2 separate regions of the Mus musculus genome follow, and region 2 is linked to region 1. The links are chromatin loops, found by intact Hi-C in ENCODE. Cell type or tissue: left cerebral cortex. All regions are shown on one strand. Links, peaks and the distances in the headings refer to the core of each region. The heading gives the core; the rest is flanking DNA. Region 1 has its middle 5.4 kb from the start of Sh3rf1. Region 2 overlaps Nek1 (NIMA (never in mitosis gene a)-related expressed kinase 1).

Evidence for each region. Hi-C counts contacts between places; a loop is a spot of excess contacts. Peaks named below come from ENCODE experiments on the same cell type or tissue, not always from the same donor. Only the 100,000 strongest peaks of a DNase experiment are listed, where the experiment ranks them.
Region 2: a loop joins it to region 1, with 2.6 times the contacts of the local background. A loop is called at or near these places in 4 of 42 quality-filtered maps.

The regions. Positions count from the first base shown.
Region 1 is chr8:61,216,106-61,221,488 of GRCm38, reverse strand. No RefSeq gene overlaps it. Among named protein-coding and RNA genes, the nearest start is that of Sh3rf1, 5.4 kb to the left of the region's middle. In left cerebral cortex, for the core only: a CTCF peak has its summit at 2,404 (motif pointing right); a DNase peak (open chromatin) is centred at 3,797; H3K27ac peaks cover 498 bases.
Region 2 is chr8:61,119,201-61,124,583 of GRCm38, reverse strand. Nek1 (NIMA (never in mitosis gene a)-related expressed kinase 1) reads right to left here. Exons shown (of 33, transcript NM_175089.4): 29 at 3,524-3,675; 30 at 264-472. Among named protein-coding and RNA genes, the nearest start is that of Sh3rf1, 100 kb to the left of the region's middle. In left cerebral cortex, for the core only: no CTCF peak of the experiment used is centred there; a DNase peak (open chromatin) is centred at 2,752.

The DNA of each region.
Region 1 (5,383 bases), core at 239-5,238:
TCCAAAGCAGCAAGACGTATAATTATCCCCAAGTTTCAGACGGGAAAGGGGAAGGGGAGAACTCGAGCATCTATTGCTTGTAGTGCTAACAGGAACCAGCCTGGTAAAATCCCAGATGCAAATACTCAGATAAACCTTAATATGGTACCTCCGTGTTCTTACACGCACGTTCGCGTGTCTAGCCATTTTTCTGCAAAACTTGTCTTTCCTCTCATTGTCAGGACGCTGGTAAAGGAGAGCAGTATTTAGCCAGTTGTTCAGACTAGAAACCTAGAAGCCATCCTTGATTTCTTCCCTTCTCTTCCTCCCTCTTTCCTACCACCTTTTACACAAACATATTTTAATGTCTATCTACAGCCTTTTGCCTTCTTGGCTTGGCAAAATGTGGGAGCTCCCTCCAAAACTCATGTTCAGGTTTGGTCCTCCATAGAACAGCACTGAAAGACCTTAAACAAATGTTTGGGTCATGATTGAATTAATGACACTCCAATGGGACCGAGATGATTGTTGAGGTAATGAATGACTGACTTTGTCAGTCCTGCAGGCTCAGTTACCATGAGAGTGGTTGTCGCATACCTGGTGCCTTGTCCCTTTGTGTGTGCTTCCACCTTGCACCCATGCTCAGATGTAGCACTAGCCTTACCAGAAACCATGAAGGTATCAGATCTCTGTGCCTTATTTTTAATCTCCAGAAACATGCACCCAAACAAACCACCCTTTTACAAATCATACAGGAGAGTTCAGAGGATAAAGTGCTCACTGTAATCAGGAAGACTTGAGTTCAATTCCCAGAACCCATGTTAATCTTAGTTGAGTTTTTGGTTTTGTTTTTTTGTTTGTTTGTTTTCTGGGACAGAGTTTCTCTGTGTAACAGCCCTGACTGTCCTGGAATTCACTCTGTAGAAGAGACTGCTCTGGAACTCAGAGAAATTTGCCTGTCTCTGCCTCCTGAGTGAGATTAAAGGCATGTGCCACCACTGCCCCAGAAACCATGGATGGATAGATAGATAGATAGATAGATAGATAGATAGATAGATAGATAGATAGATAGATAGATAGATGCCATTCATAATGTTGTATGCTACTAACCCTAGCACTAGGAAGAAGAAGAAGAAGAAGAAGAAGAAGAAGAAGAAGAAGAAGAAGAAGAAGAAGAAGAAGAAGAAGAAGAAGAAGAAGAAGAAGAAGAAGAAGAAGATAGGTAGATTCCTAGAGCTAGGTGACCAGCCAACCTGCTTGGTCAGCTAGAGGCCAGAGAGACTTCATGCCAAAAGAGGTGGACAGTGCTTGAGGGACAACACGGGAGGTTGTCTTCTGGCTGCCACACACCTACACTTGTACACATGTACCTGCACACTCACACAGTAACCCACGCATGTGCAAGAAAAACAAGCACAAGCAAATCATCCGGTCTCCAGTGTTCTCATAGAGACTAGACCCCACTGCACCTTCATTTAAGCCACTGTCACCTCTGTCTCTGGCCCTTCTAGCCAGCCTCTTTCCATTCTTGTGGCCATAGCTTGCCCTGGATGTAGTGATAACTCAGAGCAAGCTCCAAAAGATGGAGAACATGATGTCACTCCCTTGCACAGACTCATTTATTTCTTCCCATCACAAGTAGAATGAAAACTGAATGTTTTCCAGTCACTTGGACCCCAGCATTCCGTTTCTCTTCTTTATAGGATTGTCTGCTAAGTTTTCTATTCTCTGTTTATTGCCCGCCTTTGTCTGAATAGGACAGCTTTCCCAAGCAGAGACCAGGTTGTACCTTTGGCAGCCAACACATAATGGCTATCAGTAATCTCAAGTAAGGAGTTAACCCAGTATGGTTATATTTATTGCTATCCTGAGGCTATACATGCATATGTATGTGTGAATACATAAGTTTATATGAATATATGTGTCATTTTTCACTGCAGTATAGACAGGAAATCAGACAGGCAGTATCCCAAGTTTCATTAGGCATCTTTGTTATAATCTTTCCATCAATAAACAAATGCTCTTATATTCAAGTGAAACTGAAGGAACAGCTAAATAAACACCAAGCCTTTAACACAGACCATAAATTTAACGTCTTCATCCTAGGTCTTAGTTAACAGTATAGTCGTCTCAGCTCCTCAAACAAGCAAGACAGTGGTGTTAGCTTCGCTTTTTCTTTCTCTGGTCCCTCTTCCTCATCCTTTCATCAGGAGAGGCCTCCTAACCTTGCCCGCCTCCCAATCCACTCCTGCTCGTCCTCTTAGATAATAACTGCTCATCAATACCATCTCCTTAAGATATTTGATTCTTTAAACGATTTATTTATTTTCGTTTCATGTATACCCAAGAGTTCACCTGCATGCATGCATGCATACCATGTTGTATGAAGTGCTCATAGAGACCAGAAGAGGGCATCAGCTCCTCCAGAAATAGACCTGCACACTGTTTTAAGGCACCGTGTGGGTGCTGGGAAAGAGAGCCCAGGTCCTCTAACAGGAATAGCAAGTGCTCTTAACTGCTAAGCCATCTCTCCAGCTGCCAGAGTATTTGATTCATAGAAGTTAAATCTTGTACCACCCACCAAGTAGGTGACTTTGACTAAGTTCTAACTCTTCTGTACGTATGTTTCCTCTGCAAGATGGGCACCATACGATACCACCTCAAAGAATTATAAGAACTGTAGATGATTCTTCTTAATGTTTAGAATTATGTCCTACATATGTGTTTAGAAAGTGTGGTAGTTTGAATACAAATGGTTCCTGTAGGCTCATAGATGTGAGTGCTTCGTTACCAGGAAGTGGCATTGTTAGGAGGTGTGGCCCTTGTTGGAGTAGGTGTGGCTTTGTTGGAGGAAGTATGACATTGGGCATGGGCTTGAAGGTTTCAAGTGCTCAAACCAGACCCAGAGTTCCTCTCTTCCTGCTTCCTGTGTACCTAGATGTAGAGCTCTCAGTTCCTTCTCCAGCACCATGTCTGCCTGCCCGCTGCCATGCTTCCCACCATGACAATCATGGACCAAAGCTCTGAATGTAAGAAAGCACCAATTAGATACTTTCTTTTATAAGAATTGCAGTGGCTCACAGTGTCTCTTCAGAGCAATAATAGAACACTAAGACAATAAGTAATAGGTTTGGGAGGTTGTTTTCCCTTTTGGTTTTGTGTTTTTGAGACGAGAGGTTGTTCTATAGCCAGCCTTGGACTTGAGATCCTCCTGCCTCCCAAGTGCTAGGACTAGAGGTGTGCCCCACACTACCCAGAAACAGAGTTTATTATTATTATTATTATTATTATTATTATTATTATTATTATTATTATTATTATTAAAACCTAGATTCCACTGTAAGTCTAATCTCTGTTGACTAAATGACTTTACAGATTGATTTTCTGAGTTTAAACAAGTGGATATAATATCCACTTTGGAAGCTTGTTGAAACCCCAGCACAGGACCGTTCTGGTTCATAGTAAGGACCGAATAGAATGTTTGCTTCCTGCCCTTTTCTATGTACCTGACTTTCCTTCCCCACCCCCCACCCCACCCCCCATAAATTAGAGAGCTACTGGCTGATATATAAACATTCTTTCCTGCCTTGTGAGTTTATTTCCATCCTAATTGCATTGCGGGCCAGGGGAGTCCCTCTTGTGTGAAGCCAAGTGGCCATGAGGTGCCATGATTGTCAGGAAAGATGGCTTTAGAGTCAGGCAAGCCCAGGAAGGCTATTTTAGTCTGCAGAAGTGGGAAGGTGGTGCCGACTGCACTGTCTGCTGAAAAATCTGAGCAGATGGAGTATTTAAAAGCACCACTTCCCAAGGACTTCAGTTCAGTCAGAAAGGAAGCTGGCTGGGGGGAGCGCTCGGGAAAAGTCAGATGAGAAAGTGGAAGGAAGCTGAACCATGTCTTCTGCCAGCCAGCCTTTCTGAAGCAGGTCTGAACATTTGGGGAGCTGGGCCTGACACCACAGTACCCGGGGAAAGCTGGAGTTCTCAGAACTGACTGGTTCCAACCTAGCCAGCCTTCAGGGAGCATTCCTGAGGTTCGGCTCAGTTAGAATCACTTGCGGATATCATTAAACGTTCAGATGCCCCGCTTTATCGCTGGAGTAGGACCACCCTGGATTTTAGAATCAGGTGATTTGTAACATAGGTGATGCTGGGAAGCAACTGGAGAAACTCCCAGAAGCATCAACAGAGAAGTAACACAAGTGTGGACCAAGGGAGCTAGACCCTAAAGGACTATAGCTCTTGGGCTTTGATGGGAAGGGGGTGGAACCTTGGAGCCAGGGCTGGTTTGCCAAGGAAAATAAGAGTAATTGAGTGTTGTTAACTTCCTTTGATTCCAGCCTGCAGCTGTGCTCTGCCCAGCCTCCGGCTTATCTTGTCTGGGTAAGTAAATGTTGAACACATGTTTGAAAGAATCTTTTTAAAGGAAGCTAGAATATTAGCCTGCCTAGAGAAACACACATTGCTGGACACAAACTCACACCGGCGACCTGAAAGTGGGTGGCAGTCACATACATCAAGCCTCAGAAAATAATTGTGTTTAGTACTATTAAATTATAATGAAAACATGTCCCTAGTAAATGTTCAGCCCCAAGTTCGCTCAAAAATAAAATTAACCTATTTGAAAGAAAAATAATATGATTCCTTCATTTCTATTAGAAATACTTTATCTTGTCAAATTCCATTATCGTTCTAAAAGTTCAAGCCTTGAAGGAGGCTTTTTGCTTCCAAGAAAATGTCACCTAATCCAAGCAATTGGAGAGAAAGTAGATAAATATCCATCACTTTATCATCTTTGGGAAATGAAATTTCATAATCTTTCCTGGTAAACTATCTTTTTGAATTAAAACCTTATTTATCAGCCTTCTTTCCTTCTGATAAAATTTAAAGATAAATGTAGACCTTTCTAAAGCCAGTAAGTGGGTAGTTTAAAAATGCACACATATGAAAAAAGTGCAGGTTTACACTAGTAATCCAAAGAGAAGGAAGGAAGGAAGGAAGGTAGGAAGGAAGGAAGGAAGGAAGGAAGGAAGGAAGGAAGGAAGGAAGAAAGGAAGGAAGACAGGAAGGCAGAAGGGAGGGAGGAAGGGAAGGAGGGAGAGAGGGAAGGAAGGCTGGTAGGCAAAAAAGGAAGGGGGCCATGGTGTGGTGGTGCACATCTCTAATCTCAGTACTTGAAAAACAGAGTAGTAACAAAAATAAATGTATGGGTGCTGGTCAGCACAACATGAGGAATGGTATTAAAGGATATTAAAGGGTTGCAGCATTAGGAAGGCTGAGAACCTCTGTTATAAGGGTCTCTCCATGTTTTCTTTTCACAGTTCCTAGAATTCTGTGTAATATGTGAATCCAACGAGCCTCTGATGTTTAAGAGGGCACTGTGAAAATCATTTCTTAAAGCAATAAA
Region 2 (5,383 bases), core at 136-5,135, 97 kb after region 1:
TTTATTACTAAAAAAAGGTCAAGGAACAGGGGCCAAAACAGAGAGAAAACACTTCAGAAGTCACTTAACAGAAGAACTGAGAAGCGGTTGGTATGTCTGTGTGGAACACACAGTGAGCACAGACAGACAGAAGCACACATCAACTGTAAGGCTGGATATGTCCCTATCAGATACCAGGAAACCACCTCCTACGTGAACTCTGAGCAGAGAGACAGAAACGGGCGCTCAGCCATGAGCAGCCGTGAGCCACCGTGAACACACACCTGAGTGCCATTCCTCGTTCAGGGCGCTTTCGCTGCTGGGGTTGTCCTCCTCGTCTGGGGCATCTGTCCCTCTTGCTGTCTGCTCCACATCGCTGCTTTTTAAAACAGACTCTTCCTCCTCACTGTATTCGTCACCTGGTTGCTCCCTAAGCAGCTGCTCCATTGAGGCCTGAAGCTCTTGTAAATCTGTGTCAGTTTCTTCAAATACACTGAAATGTAAAGAGTTAAACTGAATACTGCCTAATCTTATTTTGAAATGGTGCATTCTCTTCCACTTAAAAGTACTAACTGTGGATAAAAAAGAAGTCTGAAATAAGCATATAGAGTTTTTAACTAAGGAATTGAGGATGAATACAACTGAGAAAAATAGTACACGAGGGGTACTCTGCAACTATAGGTGATTTGCTGAAATTGGTGCTGATTTGCAGAGGAGACTCATGTAACTATTAACCTCAGTCACTGCTTAAACTTTGCAACAAAGGTTTGTGTCTGTGTGTCCCACCTGTAGTTGGGGAAGTTAAGAAAGCAAAGATGTTTATCACATGTTTTTTAAAAAATGAATTAATAGTCAAATGTTTAAAGGAAAATTGGAAAAACCATTTTCCAATTTTGAAAGTTTATCACAATCTTAATGTAGATACTAGCTGTGTACTATATGCAAGGATTTCCATGTGAATGTATTTGGATTTTTAGAGACATGTACTTAAGGTCTTGCATAATATTTGTGCTTTTTAAGGCTAACGGGATGATGATACAGTGAATATAATAGTCAGGAGAAATTTATCTTTATGTGTATATTCCTGAAAAGAATTCTAAAATATATAAATAGATTTTCCCAAGAATAAAACAATGGCCATAATCCTCACAGGAGAATTTTGTTTTCAAGGCATTAGTCAGAATATAAATGATATTTTCTGAGATTTAAAATGTGGAATCAATTAATAGGTAAAAATCTTATATGTATGTAGTACACTTACTAAGGAGTTTCTTCCTATTTAAATTTTATCCAAATGAAACTCATGGTAGAGACATGAAAATATAAGAGGCCTATCAATGGATCTCTAGCCTCTGTCCTTGGACACTTGTACAGTAACTGAGAAACTCAGTTCTAAGACTCCCAGTTTATCTCTGAGGACATGCATGAAGGTGAGGAGTTACCTGAGTCTGATGTGTGAGGCCTTGTAGTGAGGGGTCAGGGCCATCGGCAGGAGTCCCTAGACTAGAAATGCAATGCTAAGAAATATATAGGGCTGATGAGGACCCTTCCCAAAGTTTACAGCCAACTCCCAAATACACTCTATGAGACCTTGAAGACAATTTACATTAATGGAAAAGAAAATAATCATTTACACAGAAATATCTTTATTTTGTACTTATGCATACTAACTAGCCATTTGACTTTGTGGAAGCTACAGAAAACAATCTGATCAGAATAAGACTTGGTGTTTAATAAGAAGCCTAACTCATCATTCAATCTTTCATGTGAAGACTATTATGTTGACCTGCTGATAACCCACTTATTAGCTAGAGGAAATAATGGCCAAGACATAGAGGAGTTAAAATTCGTGAGGCCAGCCTGACTGTTGCCTAAGAAAAATGTGAGAAGATCTAATACTGTATGAAATCAGCATTTACAAGTCTCTGTTAGTGTAATGGCTAGTTTTGTGTCAACTTGACACAGGCTGGAGTTATCACAGAGAAAGGAGCTTCAGTTGAGGAAATGCCTCCATGAGATCCAGCTGTAAGGCATTTTCTCAATTAGTGATCAAGGGGGGAGGTCCCCTTGTGGGTGGTGCCATCTCCAGGCTGGTAGTCTTGGGTTCTATAAGAGAGCAGGCTGAGCAAACCAGGAGAAGCAAGCCAGTAAAGAACATCCCTCCATGGCCTCTGCATCAGCTCCTGCTCCCTGACCTGCTTGAGTTCCAGTCCTGACTTCTTTCAGTGATGAACAGCAATGTGGAAATGTAAGCTGGATAAACCCTTTCCTCCCCAACTTGCTTCTTGGTCATGCAGGAATAGAAGAAACCCTGACTAAGACAGTTAGGTTATTTGAAATCTGGCCCTAAGCTTAGTTTTTAGTTCTTATTATAAAATCTGGAGAAAGGTACGGACCCAAGTCAGTTTCCAAAGACAAACAAGTAGATGTAGAATAGTTTTGTTACAGCTGGCTCAATTACAAATGGTTCATTTTACTTACAGAGGACAAACCCACAAACCCCATTACCCGGCACTTTGTCGACCATAAGTGATGTATGTTGTGTTCCCCAGTAAGCCGACTAAAATAGGAACTAAAGTGACCTCCCTCCAAACCACTAGGTTCCTAGTAAGATCCACAGGTCTCTAAGAGGGCTGATGAGAAAATGGAGCTTCATTAGGAAGAAGTAACAACATGTCAGATGCAGCAATCCTGACACCAACTGCAGCCTCACTCAGGCTAAGCTACTCTACCCAAGCTACACCCCTGCACCAGACTCCTACGCTGTGCTGCTTCTAGCATCTGACTGCAGGATATTTTGGTTTATTCCTCTGAGTTTGTTATACTTGTTTGAGGCAGTTGGAAGGCTAAAACTGCAGAAGCCAAGAAGGATTCTTATCTAAGGCTCAGCCAACATTTCCCATAACTTTCAGAAACATTGTTACATTTCTTCCTGAGTTCTATATTTCCCATGAATCACAAGAAAGGAATTTTCTGTAAGCAGTGAAGTTACATGCAAACCAACACACACACACACACACACACACACACACACACACACACACACAGTTACCTTACCCCACTTCCACATATACCACAAAAATAACATCCTCACTGATACATCCTAAAACCAAATGTCACAAACAGACAGGAAAGTTTTCAGCATCTCCCTGATGTCATGCAGACGGTTTAATACTTCCCTGCTTCCCATCTCAATCCTAGTAGAATGGAGATTTCACTATTCAACAGGTATTATCCTGTGAAAATTATTTAACTACTATTTAGTAATCAGTATAGTCACATCAGTGTACTAGATGGATGTTAATGGGGGGAAAAAAACAGTGAGCATAAATACAAGCTGTTTTTATGTGCCTCAAATGAGACAGTAAATTGTTTAGAGGCAGCCATACATTTTCAAAAGGTTGATTACACTTTAACGAAGTTATAAGAGCTTGAAGGGTGAAGAAAAGGCAGCTGTAGACCATGCTCACTCTCTGGACTTTGAAGAAAATCCCAATCTAGATGTCAAAGTGATACTGGCATTTGTTAGTGGTCCTATACTTACGTGTCTTCGGAATCAGAAGGCCCTTCTTTAATTGGTTCATCTTCCAGCTCATCGATTTCAAGACTGTCTTGATGAACGTCCCCCACAGTGGGAACGTCCATTAGGGTTCTGAACAGCTTGGAAAGATCTGGAAGTGAGCAGGTCCTCAGCATCTGCAGAGAGGTTCACAGATTGATCATTAGGAGGAAGACAATTGAAATCAGAAGAGGAAATCAGAGGTAATACTAGTTACAATACTTAAGTCATGTAGTTAGACCTAAAGGACTCAAAGGGGCCTTGCCCAAGGTTAGAACCCAACTTTCTTAAAGTTCAGCTCACATGAGCAACACTAGATAGACTTATTAAACACTCATATGCATGTATGTACCAATAATCATTAAAGAAGAGGCCATGAATTCGAGAGGATGTGCAAGTACACGGGATGAGTTGGAGGGGGAGATGGAGGATTGGAAATTATGCAAATGTAGTACTCATGTAGGAAAATATAAAAAAATAATTAAAAATTCAGCTAGCATTTTTTTTTTTCATAAAGAAAGTTAAACTCGTGAGTAACGATTGGGCTTTAGCATAGCAGTTCAGTTGGGTCAGCTTTTAAAGAGTGGAGAGTGGCTATTTTGGAGATACACTTGGCCTTGAAATGCCAAGCTGCTGGCAATCAGGTGTGAGAAGTGCCCGTTGGTTCTTTCTCATGTGTATTGTTTCTCCTACCTTCCTGTGGTCAACTTGCCCTGTGCAGACCTGCTGAAAGCTGAAGCGAGTTGTCTGGAGCGCGGTGAAGCTCTATGATGTTCAGTCAGCCACTGTGCAGCACTTACTCCGAGGAGTTGCTGGCTGGCTAACATGGGTTAGATCAGTGTGAAGAGAAACCTGACTTTGCTTCCCCAAGATGGGGCTGAGTGGGGACCTCATGTTCAGACAGAAGGCTGCAAGGACAAGTTCTTTGAGGGCAATGAGGAAAAGCATTTATAACACCACCAAGAAGGAAGTAGGCCAACTGTGCTAAAGAAAACAAACAAAACAACAGACAGCGGAGGTGTTGAAAACGAAATCAGTGTTGGACAAGAGCAGAAATAACTGGAAGCGTCTCTATTCATCAACCTTTCAACAATAAGCATGTGACAAACAGGAGACGAGACAGATAGCTGTGGACCTGTCTCTGGGCTGGGCCGACTCTCCAGGAATCTGAGATTGAAATGTGAGTGCTAGGCCCTGAAAAGAGCTCTGCATTACAGGGAAGGCTTTGAAGAAAACACACAGTGGTGGAAATTTGCGTAGTTGGCCAATTTTCTTAGTGCAGCATTTCAGAATAATAAAGAATAGGTTCCCATTATTTGAACACCATTTCTACATTACACTAATTAAGAGAATGATCATCAGTTACAAACTGGTGAAGCTGGCCAAAGTGGTGAAAAGCAAACCAACAAAACCTAGTGCTTCTTAAAGCACTTAAAGATGGCAATGGTGCTGAGGTATGTCTCTCAGTGCCACTCAACTGGCCCCAGTGCTGGGACTGCAGGTGCCCCACATCCAACTTTGGACTTACTAAGATTTGGGCCATGTGTGTACTGAGCCAGAAGAATATAAAGTAGCACTTGTAACAATCTACGCAGGCTGACTGCTAACCAACAAAATAAACAGGATACATTACACAATTAAACTTGAGGATGTCATATATACAGGCTGGGAAAATTTAGCTCATCCTAGCATTTTTTAGGAACTCAATACAATTTTAATTTATTCCTCTTAATAGTTAAAATAACTTTTTTTCCCACTGATATGTAGCCCAGGAATGTGACCTTCCTGCTTCTGCCCACCAAGTTCTACAGCTACAGGTGTGTGCTACTATGTGTATTAATATAA